Regions from separate parts of the Homo sapiens genome. Here region 1 is linked to region 2. A link is an interaction called in ENCODE POLR2A ChIA-PET data of the cell type or tissue named here. Cell type or tissue: GM12878. All regions are shown on one strand. Links, peaks and the distances in the headings refer to the core of each region. The heading gives the core; the rest is flanking DNA.

The links. ChIA-PET counts read pairs that join two places held together with the same protein. Peaks named below come from ENCODE experiments on the same cell type or tissue, not always from the same donor. Only the 100,000 strongest peaks of a DNase experiment are listed, where the experiment ranks them.
Region 1: POLR2A ChIA-PET joins it to region 2 with 8 read pairs; 2 of 35 experiments call an interaction of 5 or more read pairs at or near these places.

What each region holds. Positions count from the first base shown.
Region 1 is chr15:68,111,489-68,120,426 of GRCh38, reverse strand. The region is part of intron 2 of PIAS1 (protein inhibitor of activated STAT 1); the gene reads right to left. Among named protein-coding and RNA genes, the nearest start is that of PIAS1, 62 kb to the right of the region's middle. In GM12878, for the core only: no CTCF peak of the experiment used is centred there; no DNase peak of the experiment used is centred there; H3K4me3 peaks cover 857 bases; H3K27ac peaks cover 1,847 bases.
Region 2 is chr15:67,847,157-67,855,460 of GRCh38, reverse strand. No RefSeq gene overlaps it. Among named protein-coding and RNA genes, the nearest start is that of RNU6-1, 11 kb to the right of the region's middle. RefSeq lists enhancers at 1,509-2,064, 2,065-2,622. In GM12878, for the core only: no CTCF peak of the experiment used is centred there; DNase peaks (open chromatin) are centred at 1,020, 4,030 and 4,335; H3K27ac peaks cover 235 bases.

The sequences.
Region 1 (8,938 bases), core at 939-8,938, 260 kb before region 2:
AAGGCATATGAAAAAGGGGAAAGAGGAATAAAATAACAGATAAGACAAAAAGAAAATAAATACCAAGATGGTAAATTTAAAAGCAACCATATCAACAATAGCATAAAATGTAAATAGTCTAAATAACCCAATTAAAAGGCTGATATTATCAGACTGGCAGATATGAGAGAGTTAAAAAAAAAAAGACAACTATAACCTGTTTTTAAGAAATCCACTTTAAGTATAAGAACACAAATTGGTTGAAAGTAAAAGTATAGAAAAGATACATCATGGTAACAAAGAAGGATAAGATATACCATGACCAAAACAAAGCTGGATGACCTGGGCATGGTGGCATGGGCCTGTAGTCCCACCTACTCAGGACACTGAGGCAGAAGGATCGCTTCAGCCCAGGAGTCTGAATCCAGCCTGGGCAACACAGTAGACCCCATCTTTAAAAAATAAAAACAAAAGCAAAAAGCAAACAACAAAAACCAAAGCTGTCAGAGAAAGTAGATTTCAGAACAAAAAATATTACTAGGGATAGAGAGAGTCACTGTATAGTGACAAAGGGGTCAAGAGGACATGTACATAATAGTAGAGCTTCCAAATACATGAAGCAAAAACTGATAGAACTACAATGAGAAATAAACAAATCCACAATTATGAGCAAAGATTTTAACATCCCTCTCTCAATAAGTGATAGAACAACTGGACAGGAAATTGGAAGAATACAGAAGACTTTGAACAATATTACCAACCAATCTGATCTTTGAAATTTATAGAACACTCCACTCAACAACAGCAGAATGTGTATTTTTTCAAATGCACACAGAACATTTACCAAGATAGACCATATTCTGAGTCAAAAACAAATCTCAATTAACTTAAGAGGATTCAAGTCATACAAAGTATACTGTCCCACAGTAGAATTCAATTAAACTAAATAACAGAAATATATTAGGAATGTCTATTCAGGTCTTTTGCCCATTTACTTTTTTTTTTTATGGAGTTTTGCTCTGTTGCCCAGGCTGGAGTGCAGTGGCATGATCTTGGCTCACTGCAACCTCAGCCTCCCGGGTTCAAGCAATTCTCCTGCCTCAGCCTCCCAAGTAGCTGGGATTACAGGTGTGCGCCACCACGTCTGGAGTATGTGTGTGTGTATGTGTACATATATATATACTTTTTTTTTTTTTTTTTTTTTTTTTTTGGTAGAGATGGGGTTTCACCATGTTGGCCAGGCTGGTCTCAAACTCCTGACCTCAAGTGATCCACCCACCTCGGCCTCCCGAAATGCTGGGATTACAGGTGTGAGCCACCATGCCCCGGCCTGCCCAGTTTTTAATTGGGTTATTTGGTTTGTTGCTGCTGAGTTGTTTGAGTTCTTTATATATTAACCCCTTATCAGATGTATAGGTTGCAAATATATTCTCCCATTCTGTAGGTTGTTGTGCTCTCTTGATTGTTTCCTTTGCTGTGCAGAAGCTTTTTAGTTTAATTTAATGCCATGTGTCTATAGTTGCTTTTGTTCTCTGTGCTTTCAAGGTTTAAGCCTTGTCTAGACCAATGTCACAGAGCTTTTCTCCTATGTTTTTTTCCTACTATTTTCATAGTTTCCGATCTTACATTTAAATCTCTAATTCACTTTGAATTTAGATATTTCTTAAAAGAAGACATACATACGGCTAGCAGATATATGAAAAAATGTTCAACATCACTAATAATAAGGGAAATGCAAATCAATCAAAACTACAGTGAGAAATCACCTCACTCCAGTTAGAATGGCTACTGTCAAAAAATCAAGACAGCTGGGCACAGTGGATCACACTTGTAATTCCAGTGACTCAGGAGACTGAGGTGGGAGGATCGCTTGAGGCGAGGAGTTAGAGACCAGCTTGCAGAACATAGTGACAACCCATTTCCAAAAGAAAAAAATTAAAAGACTTAGCAGGGCATGGTGGTGCATGCCTATAGTCTCAGCAACTTGGGAGGCTAAGGCAGGAGGATCACTTCAGCCCAGGAGGTCAAGGCTGCAGTGAGCTATGATTGTGCCACCGCACTCTAGCCTCGGAGACAGAGCAAGACTGTGACTCTTTATTTATTTATTATTATTTTTTTTTTTTTTTTGAGACAGACACTCGTTCTGTCATCCAGGCTGGGGTGTAGTGGCGCAATCTTGGCTCACTGCAACTTTCACCTCCCAGGTTCAAGTGATTCTCATGTCTTAGCCTCCAGAGTAGCTGGGACTACAGGTGCACACCACCACATCTGGCTAATTTTTGTAGAGGCAGGATTTCACCATGTTGACCAAGCTGGTCCCAAACTCCTGACCTCAGGTGATCTGCCCCGCTCCTCGGCCTCCCAAAGTGCTGGGATTACAGGCGTGAGCCACTGCACCTGGCCTACTCTGACTCTACACAAAACCAGAAGACAAGTGTTGGTAAGGATAAGGAGAACAGGGAACCCTTAACATAATGATGGTGGGAATGTTAATTAGTACAGTCATTACTGAAAACAGTATGGAGGTTTCTCAAAAAATTAAAAATAGAACTACCATATGATCTAGCAATCCCACTACTGGATATACACCCAAAGGAAATGAAATCAGCATGTGAAAAAGATATCTGAACTATGTTTATTGTGGCACTACTCACAATCGCAAGATATGAAATCAACCTAAATGTCCACAGAGAGACGAATGGATGAAGAAAATGTGGTATGGAGACATGATAGAATACTATTCAGCCACAAAAAGAATAAAATCCTGTCTTTTGTGGCAACACGGATAAACCTGGAAGACATTAAGTGAAATAGGCCATGCATAGTAAGACAAATATCTCACGATTTCATCCACATGTGGAATCTGAAAGGCTGTTCTCACAGAAGTAGAGAATAGAATAGGGGTACGAGAACTCTGGGGAGGACAGAGGGAAGAGAAATAGGCAGAGATTGGTCCACAAGTACAAAGCTACAGTTAGATAGATAAATTCTCGTGTTCTAACGCATGGTAGCATAACTAGAGTTAACAATAATGTATTGCATATTTCAAAATAGCAAGAAGGGGCCAGGCATGGCAGCTCACACCTGTAATCCCAGCACTCTGGGAGGCCAAGGCAGGTGGATCACCTGAGGTCAGGAGTTCGAGACCAGCCTGGCCAACATGGTGAAACCCCAACTCTACTAAAAATACAAATTAGCCAGGTGTGGTGGCGCACACCTGTAGTCCCAGCTACTCGGGAGGCTGAGGGAGGAGAAATACTTGAACCCGGGAGGCAGAGGCTGCAGTGAAACAGTATCATGCCACTGTACTCCAGCCTGGGCAAGACAGAATGAGACTTTGTCTCAAGAAACGAAACAGCAACAAAAAAACAAAAACAACAACAAAAAAACGCTAGAAGGGAGGTTTTTCAATGTCCTCATCACAAACAGACAATGAATGTTTAAGGCCTCATGCAAATTATTCTGACCTGAACACTACACAATTTATACATGTACTGAAACATCACATTGTACGCCATAAATATGTACAATTTTTATGTGTTAGTTTAAAAAACAAGAACTATATCAGGAAAATGCCCAAATATTTGGGAACTATTACACTTCTAAATAACCCCTGGGTCAAAGATATCAAAAGGAAAACTACAAAATATTTTGAACTGAATGAAAATGAAAACAAAAAATATCACAAGTTGTGGGATACAGCTAAAGCAGTATTTAGAGAGAAATTTACAGCTCTAAAATGCCTATATTAGAAAAAAAAGGTCTTAAATCAATGGTTTCAGTTTATACCTTAAGAAACTAAAAAAAGAGAAGAGAAATGAAACCCAAAGGAATCAGGAGAAAGAAAATAATAAAGATCAGAGCAGAAAATAATCAAATTGAAAAACAAAAATATAGAAAAATCAGTGACACCAAAAGCTGGTTTCTTCTTGAAAATCAAAATGAAATCTCTAGCAAGACTAATCAAGAGAACAAAGAAGAAAAGACATAGATTGTCGATATCAGGAATAAGAGGTTATATCACTACATATTCTATGGATGTGAAGAGAATATTATTAATATTTGGCGTACCTTTATGACAAAAACTTATAACTCAGCAAGAATGGACAAATGTCTTAAGACAAAAAACTACCAAAGTTTACTTAAGAAAAAAGATAACCTGAATAGCCCTACAAGAATCTGAATTTGTAATTTGATAACTTCTCTGAAAGAAAACTCTAGGCCCATGTGTATTCTCGGGGGACTTCTACCAAATACTTAAGAAAAAAATAATACCAACCCTACATAAATGTTTTCAAAACACTGAAGAATTCTACCTGACAAGAAAAAATATTGATTCTACACAAACTCTTCCCCATCCTCGCCAAAAAAAAATGGAAAAGAAAGAAATGCTTAACTCATTCTATGAAGCCAGTACTACTTTGGTACCAAAATGAGACCAAGACCTTATTAGACAAAAAATTACCAACCATTTACCTGTCATGAACATAAATGCAAACACTCTTAATAAAACTTTAGCAAATAAAATCCAACCATATGGAAAAACAATAATTTATCATAACTAAGGGAGATTTGTTGCAAAAATACAAGGCTGGTTCACCATTCAAAAATCAAGTCACCATATTAACGCACTAAAAAAGAAACACCATATTAACAGCTCAATAGATGAGGAAAACGCATTTGACAAAAACCCAACAACCATTCCTAATAAACACTCTCCAGAAACCAGGAATAGAAGTAAACATCTTCAAATCGATAATAGACAGCTATGAAAATTTACAGGAAACACTTTACTGAGACGTGAAAGAATCAATGTTTTCCCTCAAAAATTAGGAATGAGGCAGTGACATCCACTCTTACCATTTCTATTCAACATTATACTGAAGGTTCTTGCCAGCACAATAAAGCAAGAAAAATGCATCAAGACTGGAAAAGAGTAAAACTGTCTATTCATAGAAAATATGACCTATGTAGAAAATTCAATAGAATCTACAAAACGCTTCTAGAACAATCGAATTTAGCAAGGTGAAGATGCTATACAAAAACCAGTCGTATTTCCATATAATAACAGCAAACAATCAGAAACTGAAATAAAAAAAATACCATTTACAGTATAGCACCATGTACTGTGGAAGAGAGTTTGACAGTTTCTTACAAAGCTAAACATACTCTTACCATATAGTCCCACAATCACACTCCTTAGTATTTACCTAAAGGAGCTGAAAACATATGTCCACATAAAGCCCTCCACATGGATGCTTACAGCACCTTTATTTATACTGCCAAAACCTGGAAGCAACCAAGATGTCCTTCATTAAGGGTAAAAACAGAAGTCCCTCAAATTTTCACTTATCCTATGGCATCGTTTTGGGGAAAGATGAAATGTTCTAGTGGTGTTCATAATTAAGGGTACTTACAATGGTCATGGGGGATCTCTCTTGTGAATATTAAGAGCCTATTATGAGAGAAGATTTGTAACACCATCTCCCCGTAAGTATTAATTATCAAAGTTTCATCTCCAAGAAAGAAGAGAACTGCCCACAATAAGCAGAATATAATTACAACTCAAAATACATAAAAAGTGCAGAAAGAAAAGTTAAGGTTTTAGAAATTTCATCTTTTATATTGTTCCACAGAGAAACGAACTAGATCAAAAATAAAAAGACGAATCATGTTGCAATTTACATAAACTCAAAACATTGGAAGTAAAAAAAAAATCTAGATACATAAAATAATTGAGATTCTGATGATAGAAACACTGAGCTAATCTAAGAGGCTGTACTTTCAATTGCTCTAAAAATATTTGCTATTCCACCTCACCAGCAGAAAGAAAAGCTAAAAATAGTCATCTTTCTGTTATAGAATATTTCTTGCTGTCTTAGGGAAAGTGAAACTAAAGTTCCTATCTACGAATGTCAGCCTTACAATCTTTAATGAACCCTCTGACTTAGTCAAACAAAAACTTGACAACTATGTAATTTTTTAAAATATAGCTGGAATGATATAGTTTCATCATTAGGCTGTCAGCTCCCATTAAGAAAGAAGACTGCAGAAAATATGTTTTCTCCAATTCATATACTAAATCATTAACAAATTCATATTGCTTTGACTATCTTTAAATGGGAATTTTTAAAGGAAAGAATACTTAATGATATGAGAATACAGTCATAAAATATTAAGTGAAAAAGACAAGATATAAACATGAAGTATAGAGCATAAATAAGCAAATTTACATATTATGCGTTGAAAGATTGAAAAAGGCAGCAAAAATTGACTCCTTTGTAACTTTTATTTACAAAATTCTTCACATTGAGCATATGTATTGTTTTTATAATAATTTGCTTTTTATACCTTATACAAAACCAATATACTATACATGTATATAAGTGTGTGTGTGTGTGTGTGTGTGTGTGTGTGTATGAAATATATGCAGTCGTTTGCTAGAGCAAGAGAGAGACAGAGAGAGATCCTATTGCTAGATTTCTGAATTTTCAAGGTTGCAAATATTTCACAATAAATTGTGGCTAAAGTTCTTTGGAGTACAACAAAAATTACACATGAATTTTCCATTCATACAGAAATTACCTATACTAAGAAACAGGAAACAATTCCAACATGTAATACTATTAAACTTTAGCACTGTAAAACCCTTTGATTTCATTTTTATCACATCCTTTTATCAGGTTCCTAATAAGCCCATCCTTAATAAGCTTGCCTTATACTTTTCATCACCTTTTTTCTCTGGAGTTTAACTCTACCTATCCTAGTTATTCTAACTTTACATTATTCCTCAGATTAGTTTACTGAGTTAGTAGCTGGTCTCCTGGTAGACTTAATCAAAGGAGTCTATAAAGACTCCCAAGCAGCTCAGGAGTTAAAAGTATGGTAAATACACTTTATCTGGCTCATCTATTCTCTCACAGCTGGCAGACCATTAGGCTGTTTTAAGTCCAGCAGGGTTATGAAACAGGACTGGGTCAGTTCAAGCCAGCCAGCTATGAACCAAGTCTAATGATCAATGTTTGAATGTAAAACCAGAAAAAGTAAGCAGACTATAATTGGGATATTGATTTTCTTTCTTTTGCAAAACTTTCATTTTCTTTTTTTGTTGTTGTTAATGCAAGCATTCCAAGTTTTAAAAGAACATCTAAAATTGTACTACTTGACAGCAGCTGAAAAACATTTTGGTATACAATCTTCTAGGCATTTTCCTATACATACATTGATATGTACCTATGTATGTGCACACATATAACCACATGCATGTAATATACTTTGTTCCCCACAAAATTTGCATTGAATACACTTCTTAAAACATATTAAAGTCTTTCCATGTTAATAAACATATCTTTAATGGCAACTTGATGTGAAAAAAGTTTAAAATAATTTCAAATAAATAAACAAACCAATGTCATCATTTTAAGTAGCTACTTGGTATTCTACCATATAGATGTAGCATACTTTAACCAATCTCCTATTGTCAAACACTTAGGTCATTTTCATGTTTCCCTTCCAGAATTAATGCCTTGATGAATCCTTCCCTCCCTGGTTGTATGTGGGTGGATGCATCATGCATTTGTGTGTTATTTCCGAGACATACTCTTAGAAACAGAATGGGCAAGTCAAAAGACGAACACAATTTTAAAGCTCTTGTAAAAATTGTCAAATTGCTTCCAGAAATGTACCAATTTTCATTTGCATAACCAAATGGTATATGAGAGTTCTAGATTTCCTTGCCGACACTGGACAGTGAATAAGAAACATCTTATTGTCTTAAATTTGCATTTCTTTGACTTTCTAGAAATTGACTACTTTTCATACCCTTATTGGCCTTTTTCTGTATTGTGAACCACCCTATTAGGCTGTAGTAGGCATTCTTTACATTTTTTAAAAAGATTTAATTCTTCCAAACTGGGAAATGACTACTTTTTTTTGGTGGTATAATGGTCACTGATGACCTAGATAACAACAGTTTCTTTGGCATGAGCTAGTCAAAAACCTACCTGGAAAGGGTTCATGAGAGAAAGGAGGAAAGAAATCAAAGACAGTAAATTGAGACATCTCTGGAAAGGAATTTGTGGTGAAGGAAAAGAAAATAGGGATGTAGCTGGAGGGAAATTAGGAGAAAAGTAGTTTTTTTAAGATGGGGGACTGAGCTAGTAAAGAGGCAAAAAATTGATAATGTAGCAGAGAAAGAATTACTAAGCAATATCCTTGAATAAGCAAGTGAGTAGGATCTAATGTGCAAGTGTAGAATCTGGTCTCAGTACAGATACCAGAGCATTCACCCTCAGTTACAGAAGAAAACATATACGGTAAACGGACAGAGATGTAGGCACATGGGCATAAGGTATATATTGGTGGAAGCCTTTATAAGTTATCTTCTGATTGGTTCCATTTTCTCAGTGAGGAAGAAATAAAACGCAAAGTAATCACCAAAGAGTTACGGCTCAACAACAGTTGTTGGAAGTATGTAGTAAGAGAATAAGATACAAAAGTCACCTAAGAAAGTGTATGGAGAGTGTATGGACTAGGGTAATACTGTATGATGGCCAGGTAGGATTAAGCACCCCCAATCCACACACAAATTGTTTCTAACAGTCCTTTCTATATTAAAATATGTACTATGGTCATATTTCAAATATTCCCCCTTAGTTTATTCATTTTCCCGTTTAGTATAATAAACCTTTCTTTTTGAATCTCCACAATAAAATCTTAATGAACTCTCAGTAGTTTTACGCTAGGGAAAATTCCTTCCTCACCTCAATATTATTTAAATATTATCTATGCATTTATTTCAACGCAACCTGTACTTTCCTCTGATACTATTTCATTTTTAAGCATTTAAATCTTTAAACCATTTTGATATTAGTGTTAAATTGCAGGATAGGAATTTTACTTTTTAACGGCCAATTAGGTACTCCTGAACAATTTAACATCCAATTCATACCTCTAATTA
Region 2 (8,304 bases), core at 1-8,000:
AGCTACTTAGGAGGCTGAGGCAGGAGAATCACTTGAATCCAGGAGGCGGAGGTTGCAGTGAGCTGAGATCGCGCCACTGCACTCCAGCCTGGGCAACATAGCGAGATTCTGTCTTAAAAAAAAAAAAAAAAAAGGGCCAGGCGCGGTGGCTCACGCTTGTAATCCCAGCACTTTGGGAGGCCGAGGTGGGCGGATCATCAGGTCAGGAGTTCGAGACCACCCTGGCCAACACAGTGAAACCCTGTCTCTACTAAAAATACAAAAATTAGCTGGGCATGGTGGTGGGCGCCTGTAATCCCAGCTACTTGGGAGGCTAAGGCAGGAGAATCGCTTGAACCCGGGAGGTGGAGGTTGCAGTGAGCCGAGATTGTGCTACTGCACTCCAGCCTGAGCAACAGAGCTAGACTCCATCTCAAAAAAAAAATAAATAAATAAAAAATACATCATCATGCAATTTTGCTTATCATAGAAGGCAAAAACAAAAACAAACATGAAAAAGAGAAGGCATAAACCAAAATAAAAGAAATAAAACCAAACATGCCAACATAAAAATAAACGCATGATACTAAAAGCCAAAGACCTTCAAACTGGGTTAATACGATTTAAGTACTACAAGGTATCTATATTACTGTGTATCAGATATTTTGAAATAAAACCGCACTCTTTCCATCTGTAGGGTCCCTGCATTAGGCGAGCGTGCCTTTTAGGCCACCTCCTCATCAGTCCTGCCCTGCTCCCTGCTCAGAGGTACTGAGTGCCACAGTGTCCCCACAGACACAGGCAGAGACAGTCTAACGGAAGGGGTGAGGGTGGACAGAAGTGACTGCCTCAGAAAACCATACTTGAGTGTTAGGAGTGTGCTGCCCATTTGCTGGTGAGTGCAGCCCTGTACAGTGAATGAGGGCCTAAGCTTCTCCCTGCAAGCTTCCTGTCTGCAGGTTCTGGGCCACTTTAGAGGGCAAAGTATGCACAGGCCACCTACCATGTGACTTCCCCCAGCCCCAGTGGCAGGTTATTAGGGAAATTTCCATCTTGGACTCTGGCCAACAACTGACCACTAAGTTTTCTGAATGGTTCTCAGTTTTTGTCTTTTTCTGTGTCTCAAGTAGCTTTCGAATTTAAGTTGGAAGATGGCACATCAAGGAAGTTTGATCTGTGGTCATCTTAACTCTTGAAATCCTCTTATCTGTCCTTTGTAACAGAAGCTTTAAAGAAAAAAATGTGTCTATTAAGGCCAGGTGTGGTGGCTCACACCTATAATCCCAACACTTTGGGAGGCCAAAGTGGGAGGATCACTTGAGGCCAGGAGGTTGATGTTATAGTGTCGCCTAGGCGACAGAGCAAGAACTTGTCTCTATAAATAAATAAATAAATAAATAAGATTTAAAATTCAGGTGCTGTGCCAGGTGCTGGTGATACAGGAGACAGAAAGAAATTATTCAGGCAGATCGTGAGGGTAAGAGTCCTCGGCAGAAATTCCCTTTCAACAAAAAGCAGCCCAAAATCATTGCTTTTCTAACAAAGAGCAGCCTGAAAAATCGAGCTGCAAACAGATAAGCAAGCTGGAAGCTTGCACGGGCGAATGCCAGCACCTGTGCCAATAGAAAAGGGTTACCTGAGGGCCAGGTATGTTCAATATGGAGGCTTCAACTTCCCTTTTGTCACCATGTGTACAGTAAAGGAACAGGCAACATGGTGCCAGCCAGGTAGAAAGCTCATCTGCATAATAAAAGATTAGGGTGGGGGTGGCCAGACTTTTACACACTATGCAAATAGCATACCTAGTCCTAACCACTTTTTCATGCCTTATGCAAATGGCACACCTGGTCCAAGCACTCTTTCGTGCTCTATGTAAATCAGACGCTACCTTCTCAAGCTCATCTATAAAACCCTGCATTTCACTGTGGACTGGAAACCTGCTCAGGACCCCTCTCCTTGTAGGAGAAAGGTTTTCTCTTTCTTTCGCCTTTTTTTTTTTTTTTTTTTGAGATGGAGTCTCACTTTGTCACCAGACTGAAGTGCAGTCGTGTGATCTCAGCTCACTACAACCTCCACCTCCCGTGTTCAAGTGATTCTCCTGCCTCAGCCTGTAGCTGGCACTACAGTCGTGCACCACCACACCCAGCTAATTTTTGTATTTTTAGTAGAGACGGGATTTCATCATGTTGGCCAGGATGGTTTCGATCTTTTTGACTTCGTGATCCACCCACCTTGGCTTCCCAAAGTGCTAGGATTACAAGTGTGAGCCACCATGCCTGGCCTCCTTCTATTAAACCTCCGCTCTCAACCTCACTCCTTGTGTGTCCATGTCCTTGATTTCCCTGGCATGAGACAATGAACCTCAGGTATCCCCCCAGGCGAATGGTGCCACTTCACTGGGAGTACAGCAATGAATAAAGTCTGGCCCCTCACAGCTGGGTTCATGGTCTGGGAGGTGGCAGGGGAAGCAAACAAGTAAACAACTAACTCTAAACAAGGCAGAAGAAAATCAGCACTAAATATAGGCATCTGAGTGGGAAGAACAGGGAGGCGGGAGCAATTAATGAGGGTGAAGGAGTGAGAGAAACCTTTATGGCGGGTTTTCAGGGCCTCACTCTAAGCCCACAACAGTAAATTATCAATGGAGGCAACAGTCCATGCACCCAAAGTGCTGTAAGCACTTGGAGCCTGGGTCACCCAGGGGCAGCTCGGCCCCTCTGAGGGAAAGGGACCCTCCCCTGGGGCAGGGAGACTGTGACCCTTGGCAAGGGTGTGGGGAGGGGACAGATGATGGGCCAGATTGGCCCCAGGGGGTGAAATGTTGCTACTGATCAGAGGCGTCAGTTGTAGGCACTTTCTCAGTCCCAGGTTGGAGGGGGGAAGGAAAAAGATAAGGGGCTGCCAGCTCCAGGAAATGAGGGTGAGGTTCTCAGCTAAAAGGGGAGGAGAGAACGAGCATTTATTGAGTGCCTCAGGTGCCTGGCATCACAAAATTATTATCTAATGTTTGTAACAGCAAATTTTTTCTTTTCTTTTCTTTTCTTTTTTTTTTTTTTTTTTGAGACGAAGTCTTGCTCTTGTCCTCCAGGCTGGAGTGCAGTGGCACAATCTTGGCTCACTGCAGCCTCTGCCTCCTAGGTTCAGGTAATTCTCATGCCTCAGCTTCTGGAGTAGCTGGGATTACAGGCGTGTGCCACTACACTGGCTAATTTTTGTATTTTAGTAGAGACAGGGTTTTGCCATGTTGGCCAGGCTGGTCTCGAACTTCTGACCTCAAGTGATTCTCCTGCTTTGGCCTCCCAAAGTGCTAGGATTACAGATGTGAGCCAACACACCCAAACTAACTGCAAATATGTATTGAGCATCTACTATGTGTCAGATACTGTTTCAGGCACTAGGAATACAATGGGGAGCAAAACAAAAATCCTGCTCCTCCTCATGCACAAATACTTGACATAATTTCAGTGATAAATACTTATCAACAGTATTAAGTACTGTAAAGAAAAATAAATGGAAAAAGAATGAAAGGAGGTACTTAGTCCATTTCACAGTGCTATAAAGAACTACCTGAGGCCAGACACAGTGGCTCATGCCTGTAATCTTAGCACTTTGGGAGGCTAAGGTGGGTGGATCACTTGAGGTCAGGAGATCAAGACCAGTCTGGCCAACATGGTGAAACCCCATCTCTACTAAAAATACAAAAATTAGCCAGGCATGGTGGTGGGTGCCTGTAATCCCAGCTACTCAGGAGGCTGAGGCAGAAGAATCACTTGAACCCAGGAGGTGGAGGTTGCAGTGAGCCAAGATTGCACCACTGCACTCCCAGCTTGGGCGACAGAGGGAAACTCTGTCTCAAAACAAAACAAAACTATCTGAAACTGGATAATTTATGAAGAAAAGAAGTTTTACTGACTCACAGTTCTGCAGGCTTAACAGGAAGCAAGACTGGAAGGCCTCAGGAAACTTACAATCATGGTGGAAGGCGAAGGGGAAGCAAGCACATCTGACCATGGTAGAGCAGGAGAGAGAGCGAGAGCAAAGGGGGAAGTGCCACACACTTTCAAACAACCAGATCTCATGAGAACTGACTCACTATTAGGAGAATAACAAGGGGGATGTCTGCCCATGATCCAATCACCTCCAATCAGGCCCCTCTCACAACATGTGGGGATTACAATTTGAGATGAGATTTGGGTGAGGACACAGAGCCAAGCCACATCAAGGTGCTATTTTTCCTTTTTTTTTTTTTTTTTTTTTTTTTTTTGTCAGGATTTCGCTCTGCTGCCAAGGCTGGAGTGCAGTGGTGCAATCATGACTCATAGCAACCCCAGCCTCCTGGGCTCAGGCGATTCTCCTGCCTCAGGCTCCCAAATAGCTGGGACCACAGGTGCATACCCACCTCACCCAGCCAAGAGGTGCTATTTTCAAAAGATCATTAGGGAAGGCTTCCTGGAGGAGGTGACATGAGAGCAGAGACCTGAATTAGTAAAAGGAAGAGCCTTACATTTATTGAGAGGTGTTTATCTTCCCCGGTCTAAAGATGTAGAAACAAATCTCAGAAAAATACTCTGGCTTTCCCAAGGTTACAAAGTTTCTAAGCCCTTCTCTAGGGGAGAGATTCTGGGCTCAGGTTCACACTCAGAGGCAGCACCTGAGCTTGGGACCCACCTTTAACTGACAGCTGTGGTCTCACAGCTCTTAGACCACACCACTTGGTAAGAGGCCAGCCCACTGATTTATTTCTTCCCCTCCCGCTTCTCGTCCTTCCTCCTTTCCCTCCTTTTCCCCCTCCTCGTTCCTTCTCTCTCTGCTTCTCCTCTTCCCCCACCTGCTTCTGTCTTCCTTTTACAGCATTTTATTATAAATACTGCAACGTGCACAACACATAAATGTTCAGTTCAGTGCACAACTCTAGGGAGAACACCTGAGTAACCAGCACCCAAGTGAAGAAACAGGCAAATTAATTTCTGCTGTTTAAGCCACCCAGTCTGTGGAACTGTTAGGCGACCCCAACCCCCCACTCCCAGAAGCCTTTATGTGTCGCCTCCCATTTTCTTATTTTTGGTAACTTCCTTGCTTTCATCATTTTACCATTTGTATATACGACCTTAAACAATAGTTTGGTCTTGCCTAATTTTGAACTTTATATAAATGGTATAGTTCTGTATATGTTATTAGTGCCTTCTTCCACTCAGTATCATGTTTACAAGATCTGTCCACATTGCTGGTGTGTTAGTCTGCTGGGGGGTTAGGGGTGCCTAACAAAGTTCCACAGACTGGGTGGCTTAAACAGCAGAAATTAATTCTCTCACAGTTCTGGAAGCTAGAAGCCCAAGATCAAGGTGTTGGCAGGGTTGGTTTCCCCTAAGGTCCTCTCCTTGGCTTGTCAACAGCTACATTTTCTCTGTTTTTACATGGCCTTTTCTCTGTGCATGTCTGTGTCCAGATTTCCTCTTCTAATAAGGACATCAGCCATATTGGATTAGGGTCCATCCAATAACCTCATTTTAATTTAATTACCCCTTTAAAGACCCAATCTCCAAATATGGTCACACTTTACAGTACTAGGGGTTGGGATTTCAACATACAAATTTGGAGGTAGAAGTGGGGGATATAATTCAGCCCCTAACACTGGAGGTATTGGTTGGTGCAAAAGTAATTGTGGTTCTTGCCATTACTTTCAATGGCAAAAAAACACAATTTCTTCTGCGCCAACCTAATAACTGTAGTTGATTCATTTTCATGACTGCATAGTATTCTATTGCATGAATATACCACAGTGTGGATATCCATTCTTCTGTTGATGGGCACTTGAGTTGTTTCCAGTTTGGGACCATTACAGACAATGCTACCTTGAACATTCTTTTACCTGTAACTTGGTGCTCATATGCATGAGTTTCTCTAGGGCATGTAACTAGAAAGGAACAACTGAGTCATAAGGTATACTTATCTTCAATTTTAGGAGTATGCCATTTTCCAAAGTGGTTGCACCAATCTCCCCACTCCCCAGACATATATTCTCATATCTTGGTTGCTCTACTTCCTCATCAGCACTTGGCATTGTAAACTAAAAATAAAATTCTAAGCCCCCCAACTGACTGAATGGAGCCCCCACTCTTGGCCAACAGGACTTAAAAACTGAGTTCCTGGTCATGACGAGACAAGAGGTCATATTGCAATCTGGACACAATAACTGAGCAGCATTGTATTTATTTATTTATTTTTTAGAGACAGGGTCTTACTCTGTCACCCAGTCTGGAGTGAAGTTGCATGACCATAATTCCCTTGCAGCCTCCAAGTCCTGGGCTCAAGTGATCCTCTCACCTCAGCCTCCCAAAGTGCTGGGATTACAAGTGTGAGCCACTGCATCCAGCCCAACTGATCAGCTTTAATGTTAAAATAGAGATAATAAGACTGATAGAATGGACTCTTTATGACTATATCAAACTATAAACAACACCTAAGGCCATGCAATGCAAGGGTTAAGTCACTACGCTCCCCTACACTTAAAAAATTAACTCTGTTCCAACTGCCACAATGTTTTTCTTTTTCTCCAGCAGCTAAACAAGCACTGGCCTTGAAATAAGCCATATTAAATAATCTGCAACTCAATCCATCGCCAGATGCTACCTAACTGACCCCCTGTTCCACAAGACATAACTACAGCTTTGATTGGACAAGAGTTATTTCAGTTAACTTTCTCCTGATGAGAAGACCACCAACCATGGACTGGTCTGGCTGGTTTACAGAGACTGCACACTTGAGTGCCTTTGTGTCCTGAAAAGACCTTTTGACATATAGAACCTAACTGTACTACATTTAAATGTTACATTTAAAAGTCTCCACTGCAAAGAGAACATGGGTCATATGTAATATGCATGTTTATTCAAGTATGCATGTATTAGGACCACCTCCATGAATATTCATAGCTCCTCCTGTATCCTGTTGAATACCTATACTTGGCCAACCATTCAGCTTAAATTCCTGTCTTACCCTTCCCTCTCTCCCTTGAAGTGTGTTTCTGGGCTTCGACCAAGGCTAACACTTCCCAGCCTGTCAGAATGGCCACCTTGCTGGCTATAACCCTTTATAAGAAACAAAGCTCTCCTTTCCAAATTTATATATTGATTGAGTTTTTAGTTAACAGCATTATCAGACTTCTCAGTGTTAATTGTGAGGTGGTTTTGTATTCCCCTGATGATTAAAGATGTTGAGGACATTTTCACATTCACCATTTGGAGCTCCTAATTTGCGATGCACCTGTTCAAGTCTTTTGCTAGCTTTTCTAATGTCTTTTTAAAATTTGTTAATCTCTTCACTTTCTATGCTCATGGCAATTTTATTCTAAGAGCATAATTAACACTTTCCTGCCACTGCACCTTCGTCAGGACCATTTGATCCACACTGAAAATGTGTATTAACTTGAATCTCAGAGAGCAAGTGTTGGAGGCTTCATCCCTTCCTTCTTGAAAGCCCTTCGGCTTCTTATGGAAACATTCCACCCTTCCCCTCCAATTTCCTACCTCCACATGTGGATACAGCCTCACTTCCTACTTAACCTGCTGCTACACCACCCTCACTGGATTATGAAAGTTGAATGCAATCATGTGTAAATGTCCAGCATGGTCCTGAGAACCCTGTATGGTATTAGTAAATACGACTTCCCTTCCTCCTTCTTGTTGTTGTGCAGAACGGAAGATGAGCAACAGCCAAGAGTACCATGTACTGAGTGCTCCTGAGTGTTAGGTGGTATGCTGAGTTATGGATTTTACTCGGGGCAGTAATGGCCTCCCCCTTGCCTTTCCTGCTTGGAACTTGGAGCTCTAGCAAGCATCTTGGACCATGAATTGTGGCCCTAAAGGATAAACGAGCCTGGCTGTCTGCCACAATGGAGCTACCAGACAAGTCCTTAAAAGACAACTTGTTTCATGTGAAAGAGAAATAAACCTCTATCATCTTAAAGCCACTGTTATTTGCTTTTCTATGATACAAAACAGAGCCTAATCTTGACTCTTAACGAGAAATACATGTTTTCAGTTCATTACAAACATGTGTTTGGTTGAGCCAAATTTTCCTGTCTCTATGAAAATCATTTTTGCTGGTCAGTAAATGATAATACATTTAAATGTCCACACTAAAATTTATATTTTTCAAACAGCCCATTGGGTATTTTCATGTGATATAAGTAATTGAGACATAGGGCCTTAAGTAGCTAAGACACTGGTATTCCCTATGATAGAAAGTATCCTTGCTCTTTATAAGAGGATATCTTATTTAAGCAAGCACACAAAGGTAATATGTCAGGATACTGAGGAGGTAATGAAT